2 separate regions of the Homo sapiens genome follow, and region 1 is linked to region 2. Evidence: read pairs that join two places in POLR2A ChIA-PET (ENCODE). Cell type or tissue: HepG2. All regions are shown on one strand.

Evidence for each region. Peaks named below come from ENCODE experiments on the same cell type or tissue, not always from the same donor. Only the 100,000 strongest peaks of a DNase experiment are listed, where the experiment ranks them.
Region 1: POLR2A ChIA-PET joins it to region 2 with 5 read pairs; 2 of 35 experiments call an interaction of 5 or more read pairs at or near these places.

What each region holds. Positions count from the first base shown.
Region 1 is chr2:119,838,664-119,843,663 of GRCh38, forward strand. The region is part of intron 2 of PTPN4 (protein tyrosine phosphatase non-receptor type 4); the gene reads left to right. Among named protein-coding and RNA genes, the nearest start is that of PTPN4, 81 kb to the left of the region's middle. In HepG2, no CTCF peak of the experiment used is centred here; a DNase peak (open chromatin) is centred at 3,108.
Region 2 is chr2:120,201,372-120,206,371 of GRCh38, forward strand. No RefSeq gene overlaps it. Among named protein-coding and RNA genes, the nearest start is that of TMEM185B, 20 kb to the right of the region's middle. In HepG2, a CTCF peak has its summit at 2,756; a DNase peak (open chromatin) is centred at 2,740; H3K4me3 peaks cover 634 bases; H3K27me3 peaks cover 2,045 bases.

The DNA.
Region 1 (5,000 bases), 360 kb before region 2:
TTTCTCTGTAGATGTATTATCCCTTGAGCTTTAGAGATTCTTTCAAGTACCTTGTTCTCTAGCTGGTCCTCTTGTGAAATAAGAAAGACTGAAGAATCTGCAACACTGGCAAAGGAACTAAAAGCACATAAACTTTAAAATTGCTTCTATTTGCTGTTTTATCATTCACTCATTCAGTTATTCAACTAACCAAATATGTATTGATTGTTTTATTTAACAGCCTACTGGGGATTTTGGTATATGTTAGAATTCTGGCCACAGTTTACCAATTACATTTATCTCTCTTTCTTACAGTTAAGTGTTGCCTTTTGCCTGTGAGTTTTCTTATGTACTTATTCTCTCTGCCTGAAATACCCGCCTCCAAACCTGGTGAACTTTTATTCATCCTTCAATTGTAACTTAAAACTCCCCTATTTCAGGAGGGTTTTTCTAGCACTCTTGAGTGAATTAAGGGTTTTTTCCCCTATGGCTTTCTTATCATAATTAAATTAATTATTTTAATTAGTTTTCATTCCCACACCCTCACCTCAAGTCCCCTTCTCCAATATGATACCCATGGCAATACTAATTTTAGGAGAATTTGCTATCATAAGGTTTTTTCAGTCTTGTATTTTTTGGTCCTAGCAATGTTTCTGACACATAGTAGATGCTCAATATATATTTATTGCATTTCTTATACTCGCAGAAGATTTATAGTGCTAATAATGCATGTATAGTATTTGTCTTCCAAGACATTGTTTCCAGAATCTTCTGAAGTGAGTGATGAGAGGACAAAACTTTCAAACACATAAATATGATTACTAAATGTTGCCTTTGTCCAAGAAATACTTAAAAATCATTTAGTTCACTTGTTAAGTATATCAGAAGTAGCAACAATTTTAAAAATACTTTTTTTGGTTAGTTTACATTTTAAAAATTGCAATAAAAATAAAACTGCAAGCAGGCAACCAAACACTGATATAAGACTGTAGACCAAAGTGTTCAAGTATTTCTTATAATTAGAGGTTCCTTATTATGAATAGTATTTGAAGATACTTCAGTGCTTAGGTAAATATCAACAAATGTGAAATTATTGTACAAAATACATTACAGGACATATACATTTTGCTATATGTTGCAAATATATATATTTGCTAAGCCATCTAGTTAATTGACTGTATTTAAAATTTTGTCATCAGTATGCAGCTTGCTTAGAGAGTAAGTTGTATTGAATTTGAGAAATTATGCCTTAGATTTGTGACTTATTGACAGGCTTCCTTCCAGTGGAAAGTATGAGGGGAAAACAGGAAGGCCATTTAATTCAGACTAATAGAAGAAGTAGGTTTCAATGGAGACTTCAAAGAGAAAATGTGAACACTTTTTTATTTAAATACTTTTTTTTCCTTTTTAAATCTTCTTGCATTTTTCTTCAGCAGGTGATTTCTGGTTTTATAGTTTGCTTGCTTTTTATTTCCAACTTTTGTTTTAAGTTCAGCGATACACGTGCAGGTTTGTTACACAGGTAAATATGTGCCATGGTGGTTTGCTGCACAGATCATCCCATCACCTAGGTATTAAGCCTGGCATCCATTAGGTATTCTTGATACTCTCCTTCCTCCCACCTCCCACCCTCTCACAGGTCTCACAGGTGTTGTTCCCTTCCTTGTGTCCCTGTGTTCTCATCATTCAGCTCCCACTTACAAGTGAGAACATACGGTATTTGGTTTTCTGTTCTTGTGTTAGTTTGCTGAGGATAATGGCTTCCAGCTCCATTCATGTCCTTGCAAAGGACTGCATAGTATTCCATGGTGCGTATGTACCACATTTTCCTAATCCAGTCTATCATTAATGGGCATTTAGGTTGATTCCATGTCTTTGCTATTGTGAATAGTACTGTGATGAACATAGGCATCCATGTATCTCTACAATAGAATGATTTATATTCCTTTGGGTATGTACCCAGTAATGGGATTGCTGGGTCAAATGGTATTTCTGCCTCTAGGTCTTTGAGGCATTGCCACACTGTCTTCCACAGTGGTTGAACTAATTTACACTCCCACCAACAGTGTAAATAAAACATTCCTTTTTCTCCACAACCTCACCAGCATCTGTTGTTTTTTGACTTTTTAATAGCCATTCTGACTGGTGTGAGATGGTATCTCATTGTGGTTTTGATTTGCATTTTTCTAATGATCAGTGATGTTAAGCTTTTTGGTTGGCCGCATGTATGTCTTCTTTTGAGAAGTATCTGTTCATTTCCTTTGCCCACTTCTTAATGGAGTTGTTTTTTTCTTGTTGATTTGTTTAAGTTCTTTGTAGCTGCTGGATATTAGACCTTTGTCAGATGGATAGATTGCAGAAATATTCTCCCATTCTGTAGGTTGTTTACTCTGATAGGCTTTTTTCTTTTTTTCTTTTTTCTTTTAGCTGTGCAGAGCTCTTTAGTTTAATTAAATCCCATTTGTCAATTTTTGCTTTTGTTGCGATTGCTTTTGGATATTTTCTTATATTTTAACCGCCCACCAGATCATAATTTTAAAAATTATTTTGAAAAATATTTTTTCTCATTAATAAAACCCTAGAGGGTTTGAAAGTGTAAAATACAAAGTTAAAAACCCTTGTGCTTACACATTACTGTAATAAACTTGTGTATTCCCACATTTTCTCTGCATATGCAAGCATACATACACATACATGTATGTGTCTATGTGTGTGTATGTGTTTATATGTATACATTATATATTCTTAGAGTTGGAGTCATGGAATACTTCCTGCTTTCTGTTACCTGCTACTTTTCCTCTTTCTGTATGCTTTTTACATACAAAGAATCTTTTTGGTTCTTTTTAATGATTGCAGATATTCCATTGAATGCATGTGTTTTTCTGTTACAATGAAGCAGAGATGTATTTATGCATATATATCTATTTCTCCAGCTGTAGTACTAATAGTATAGTTGCTAGCTCAAAAGGATTTACATTTTTAATTATCTTAGTCACACACTCCCATCTAAAAGGCTTGTGTAGATTTACACAATTTATGTTCTCTCTACCAGTTTATGAATGTATCTGTTTCTTCTCCCTTCCCATGCTCATTACTCAGCAGCCTTCTAAAGTAAATAATCATGGGCTTTTACTGCGTAATCAGATTAGCACAGTAAATGGTGGAAAAATAACATTATTGATTGAAAAGTTGGTTAAGAAGACATAAGCTTGCTGTTGTTTCTTTCATAGTTTTGGTGTTAAAATTTGCTGGTGTTTGAGGTAACTAATTTTAACTAGATTCAGGGTGACACTATCTGTAAGAAAAGATCCTGGGAACTTGAGAAGAATGAATCCATATTCATACCAGGTTAGTTCATGGAAATATCTGCTCTCAACATTTAAGCAAACTAAGAATGAATAATTTGTTACAGTTTACAACATATGATTTCATTTATTCCTCACGTAGATTTTAATCTGTTATGCAGAGGAGTAGAGTGAAACTCAGAAAGATAAGGAAGGCTCCCTCAGGTCACAGTTTATAAATGGTGGAACTTTTGTTTTGTTTTGTTTTTGATGAATTATATTGCATTTCTAATCTAAGGAAGCACGTGTGCATCAGGTCCTAGTATAAGGTCTACTAAATAACAGAGGCTCAATAAAAGTCTTCAAATTAATGAATTCTCTTTTGAGAGGAAATATTTTGAAGTCTTTAAAGGCATTAGTAGGGTTCAAGACTAAGAAAGAGACCACATGGCCTTATTACTTTGATTTTTACTAGGGAAAGTTGTAAGCATATAAAAGTAGAAAGAATTGTAAAAATGAACTTCTGTATATCCAGCTTTATAACAGTTATTAACTCATGGCCAACCGTTTTCATGGTGGAAATCCACTCAACACAAGATGACAACTCAAAAAAAGCTATAGAAAACAGAAAAATTCAGGTGGACTCATGATATAATAAAATAGTTATTGAATGCCTACTATTGATAGACGTGTAGAGTAGGGTTTTGGTTGTTTTGTTTCGTTTTTTTCTTTTTCTTTTGAAGTAATTGTAGGTTCACAGGATGTTACAAATATAGTACAGAGAGGTCTCATTTACTGTTTACTCAGCTTCTCCCAGCGGCCCAATGGTAACATCTTCTCTAACTGTGGTACAATATTAAAGTCCCATTAGTTGACATTGGTACCATCTACAGATCTTTTATAGCTATCACCAGTTTTTACATGCTGTCATTTGTGTGTGTGTGTGTGTATTTGCATGGATGTGTTACTTTTTACATGTCTAGATTCATGTAACAATTATCAAAATACAGCATAAAGTATTATATATGATGTTAGCTGTGAGACTTCATAGATGTTCTTTATCACATTGAGGAAAGTTCTCTATTACTAACTTGTTAAAAGTTATCACGAACGAATGTTGCATTTTTAAAAATGATTCTTGTCTGTCTATTGATATGATCATGTGACTTTTCATTAGCCTGTTACTATAGTGGATTACCACAAACAAATAAATTTTAAACAAATAAACTAAATATGGTGGATTATATTGAGCTTTTTTAGAATATTCTGCCAAGAATTGGTATGCATTTTTCTTTTTTTTTTTTTTTTTTTTGCACCGCCCTTAATCCATTTAATCCTGAGTGGACACAGCACATGTTTCAGAGAGCACAGGGTTGGGGGTAAGGTCACAGATCAACAGGATCCCAAGGCAGAGGAATTTTTCTTAGTGCAGAACAAAATGAAAAGTCTCCCATGTCTACTTCTTTCTACACAGACACGGCAACCATCCGATTTCTCAATCTTTTCCCCACCTTTCCCGCCTTTCTATTCCACAAAGCCGCCATTGTCATCCTGGCCCGTTCTCAATGAGCTGTTGGGCACACCTCCCAGACGGGGTGGTGGCCGGGCAGAGGGGCTCCTCACTTCCCAGTAGGGGCGGCCGGGCAGAGGCGCCCCTCACCTCCCGGACGGGGCGGCTGGCCGGGCAGGGGGGCTGACCCCCCCCACCTTCCCTCCCGGACGGGGCGGCTGGCCGGG
Region 2 (5,000 bases):
CCACAGACAGATAGATGTGGGTACCTGAGGATGTCATGGAGCTACTGGACAGCCTAGGAAACATGGTGAGACCTGTGTCTACTAAAAATCAAAAGCATTAGCTGGGCATGGTGGCATGCACCTGTGGTCCCAGCTACTTGGGATACTGAGGTAGGGGAATTGCTTCAGCCTAGGAGGTTGAGGCTGCAGTGAGCCATGATCACATTGCTGCACTCCAGCCTGAGCGACAGAGCAAGATCCTATGAAAAACAAAAACAAAAAAATGCTACTGGACCAGCGGACTGCTATGAAGTCAGTCCTATCTGGGCTTTACAGTTTCATGAGATGATTTTCTTATTTAAAAAAAAAGGAAGTGTTGGAGGCAATTAATAAAGAGCTCGGCCGGGGGCGGTAGCTCACGCCTGTAATCCCAGCACTTTGGGAGGCCAAGGTGGGCGGATCACGAGGTCAAGAGATCGAGACCATCCTGGCCAACATGGTGAAACCCTGTGTCTACTAAAAATATAAATAAAACTAGCCAGGCGTGGTGGCACATGCCTGTAGTCTTAGCTACATGGGAGGCTGAGACATGGTCTCTCCTGTTGGGGAGAGGCTGAGGCAGGAGAATCGCTTGAACTCAGGAGGCGGAGGTTGCAGTGAGCTGAGATCACGCCACTGCACTCCAGTCTGGTGACAGAGCGAAACTCCGACTCAAAAAAATAAATAAAAATAAAGAACTCAAAAAGTCCAACTCTTTCCTTAAGCTTAAAATAGATAATTTAGAAAAAAACCTGAAAGATGAGAAATCTAAATGTTTAGACAAATTGGTCTGATGTCTGACCTTACCAGATCAAGAAGATGAATGAAAACCTCCTATTTCAAGTAGCTGCAACCAAAGCAACCTTCAAAATCCATCAAAAGAAAGAGCAAGTGCACTTTGAGAGGCTGAGATGGGCAGACCACCTGAGGTCAGGAGTTCAAGACCAGCCTGGCCAACAGGGTGAAACCCCGTCTCCACTAAAAATACAAAAATTAGCTGGGCGTGGTGGTGCATCCCTGTAGTCCCAGCTACTCGGGAGGCTGAGGCAGGAGAATTGCTTGAACCCAGGAGGCAGAGGTTGCCATGAGCCGAGGTCACACCACTGCACTCTAGCCTGGGCAACAGAGTAAGACTCTGTCTCAAAAAAAAAAAAAAAAAGCAAGTGTAGACAACATTAGAAGATGCTTTGGAGGCCAAGTTCTTTCTTCAGGGAAGCCTGGCACTGCCCTCTGGCAAGGCCAAAGAATGGAGAGGAAGAATGAGCAAGCTTACGCCCCAGAAGGAATGGCTAGGAGGTAGGAGCTTGGGTTTAGATGTATCGAAGGAGAGATGACCTAGAAAATGAACCAAAAGCAGTTTTAAAAAAATATGTGTAGGCTGGGCGCAGTGGCTCATGCCTGTAATCCCAGCACTTTGGGAGGCCAAGGCGGGCGGATCATGAGGTCAGGAGATTGAGACCATCCTGGCTAACACAGTGAAACCCCATCTCTACAAAAAATACAAACAAAATTAGCCGAGCGTGGTGGTGGGCGCCTGTAGTCCCAGCTACTCAGGAGACTGAGGCAGGAGAATGGCGTGAACCCAGGAGGTGGAGCTTGCAGTGAGCCGAGATCGCACCACTGCACTTCCAGCCTGGGCAACAGAGCGAGACTCCGTCAAAAAAAAAAAAAAGTGTTGATGTGGCTGAGTTATATACTTATTTGAAAACTCTTAGGGGAAAAAAAGAAACTCAAGGAATACTAAATTAACTGAAGCAGCTAAAATAATGGATTGCTTCAAGACCACGTGAAAAAAAATCTCCAAACCGAGAAATCCATACTGCAGTCAGAAAAGCACAGTTAGAAGGGGAGGGGCAGAAACAATTCTGGCAGAAACTTCAAGTCCTTTCTGAACTCGTGAAAAAGAAATGAATTTTCACCCAATACTCAGTCTTTCCAAAGCAGCAAGCAGTCCCTGCATTCCCAGAGTGACTTTGGGGGAAGTCAGAAATTGCACAAGTGATTATGGTAAAGACTGAAGAGTGTTCCAGAAAGAGGACCTATAGGGCACCCCGCGGATGAAGTGCAATTATGTAACTTCCTAGCGTGCACGTCATGGATCATTACAGGGACCCGGGCACCTGGACAGGGCTGAGTGGCTCTGGGGCACCTTGTTTCTCTAGGCTGCAGGAAGCCTCCAGGAGTGCCGCTGCTCAGCCCTCCACTGCAGGCACTGACCCGCCTCCCCTGGCTGAAGTGGGAAAGACTGAGGTTAGCCAAGGGTCTCTGTCCTGAACTTGCCTCAGTGACCAGGAAGTCAGTCCAGCCCCTCCAAGTCACAGGCAGCAGCAGGACTTCCTGCCTGGGCTTGTGTGGTGGGGAACACACAGCCTTTCCCTCCCTTTCCAGGTCCCAGCCATCACTTTCCCATGCTTTGCTTGTGCTTTTGAACTGAGCCCATCCTGTCACATAAAAACACATCAGGACGGCCTGTGAGCCCAAAGAGGGTACAGTAAGTCCCCCTGGGGTAGCACTGGGGTGAGGAGGGGCTGCTGCAGTTGGTCCAGGTCCCCACACCACTGCACTGAGCCAAGGTTCCATGATTCCAGCCTCCTGGTACTTCTGGGATGAGAGGGCCACTGGGAAACGAAGGTGCTCGGCCTGCGAGGGTGACAGTTTGTGTCTGCTCTAGAGAGGGTGGAAGGCAAAGATGTAGCCCCAGGGCTTGAGGGCAGCCAGGACCTGCCGCTGGGGGAGCTAAGGAGCCTCAGGCCACCCTGGGCTGGAGAGCCCAGGAGTTCTCAGCCATGGCTAACAGGTGGGTGACACGTTCTGGAGGACTGGGTTGTGCTGTCCAGGCCAGGCTCCTGCTGGTCAGAGGGCCAGCTCCGCTCATGGCCCCAGCCACAGCTCCCTCTGGCTGAAAAGGTGTATGTCCCTCTGGCAGAGACTGCACTGTCCAGGGAGAGGGAAGGTCTGGGCCATGCCAAGAAGGCACTGGGCTTTGTCTGCTGTGGGTGTGGAGCAGAGCTTTCTATTTCTGGCTGGCCTCTTGGGGGTAGAAGCAGTGAGCCCCAGGGTCCAGAGCCATGCTGGCTACAGCTCTGCACCCTCTGACCCCAGCCATGGGATGAGGTCCCCTGGTTGTGCCCAGCATGTATGTGTCCATGGTCCAGCAAGCACAGTGGCTCTGGCTGGCCTTTGTCTATCTCTGTGGCCTTGGAAACTTTGCCCTTCTACTGCCACTCCCAGCAGCTGCCCTGCTGTGGCTGCCCAGCCCAACTTCTCTGCCAAGGGGCTTCCGGGTGCTTCTCACTGCACCCATGCCGCGGCTGGCCACCAACTTCCCTTCTCTATGCTCCAGAGTCTCCACCTTTATCCCCTTTGGACAATCCAGAAGCTGGCTCAGGAGGATGGGCAGACACACTCATTCACCCATCCATTTTTTTCTTACATTTACAATATGCCAGGCCTATCAGGGACCCAGGGAAAACCAGCGCAGCCCAACCCTCAAGGAAGTCACAGTCCTGTGATGGAATCAGACGTAGAAACAGACCGTGCTGAGGCCGCAGGGTAAGGGCTATGACATGGAAGCCAGGGACTCCCCCGCCACCCATCCATCCCCATGAGATTGGAGGTGTCAAGGAAAGCCTCCTGAAGGAGGTGGCACTGTAACTAAGACTTGAAGGAAGAGCAGGAATTTTACCATCAGCTACAGACCTTCATAGAACCCCAAACAGAGAGATGGACTAGGGTGAGGACTGCAAGTTTAGCTTGGTCCTTGAAGGCATGGCCAGATTCTGGAAGCTGCCAGCATTCACAAAGGGGAGAGGCTGCTGAGAACCCCACGGAGGAAGAGTTCAGAGGGCATCTCCTCCCTCTGCTAACAGAAGCTCCCACTGCCACTGGCACCGAGTGGTGCTGGGGATGTATGTGATGGCGTTTTTCCATTCTGGTGCTTCCAGAGCTTCTGTGGACACGCTGCCGTCAGTCACTGACTCTCGGGGAAGGGACCAGTCGGGGGGTTTCTGGGTCAGCTGTGCATTCCTCTGTCAGGCAAGCCTCCCGCTCAGCGCTCTGTGACCCCACACTGCCATGAGGGATTCTTGGTAGCAGAAGGACCCTGGTCACCCTGCCCCGAAGTCTGGGAGAGAAGTCCTGAGAGGCAGCAGGGAGGCTCCCAGATGACCCTGGAGGGCAGTGGCTGTTCCAGTGGCTGAGAAAGTGTCCTCAGGCTGGCAGGAATCCTCCTGCTTTGGATTTAGGCCCGCTCATACTGGGCTAAGGTAGGGCTGATAGTGGGCAGGTTCTAGGGCAGCTGCCCTGTGACCCTTATTGCTGGGGTTGAATTGTGTTCCCTCCCCACCCCCAACAAAAGATGTATCCAAGTCCAGCCCCTGATACTTACATTTGTAACCTTGTTTGGAAATGGGGTCTTTATTGATATAATCAAGGTAAAATGAGGTCATACTGGATTCGTTTGGGCCCTACTTTAGAGACTGGTGTCTTTATAGGAGGAAGATTTGGACACAAATGCAGACATATGGGGGGAGAAGGCCATGTGAGGATGGAGGCAGAGATTGGAGTGTTGCAGCCACAAGGCAAGAATGACAAGGATTGCCAGAAGCCACCACAAACGAGGAGAGAGTGGGAGAGGATCCTCGTCCAGGGCCTGACAAGGAAGCAGGGCCTTGCTGACACCTTGATATTGGACTTTTACCCTCCAGAACTGTGGGAGAACAAACCTGTGTTCAGTCACCCAGTTTATGGTATTGCTGTGGCCGCTACAGGAGACCAACACACTGTATCCCTCCCTGGGTGAACTGCCTTTGGCTTGTGCCTCTGTCCCTTGTCCTAGCAGCCAGGGGTTGGGGGTGTGTCTATCAGTGAGTCACCTGGGGGCCCACACCCAGTGCTTGCTTCCCTTGCTTAGGAATCATTTGTTGATCACCTACCAGGCACCAGGCACAGTGGGGTTATAAACAGGCAGGGCCCAGCTGACA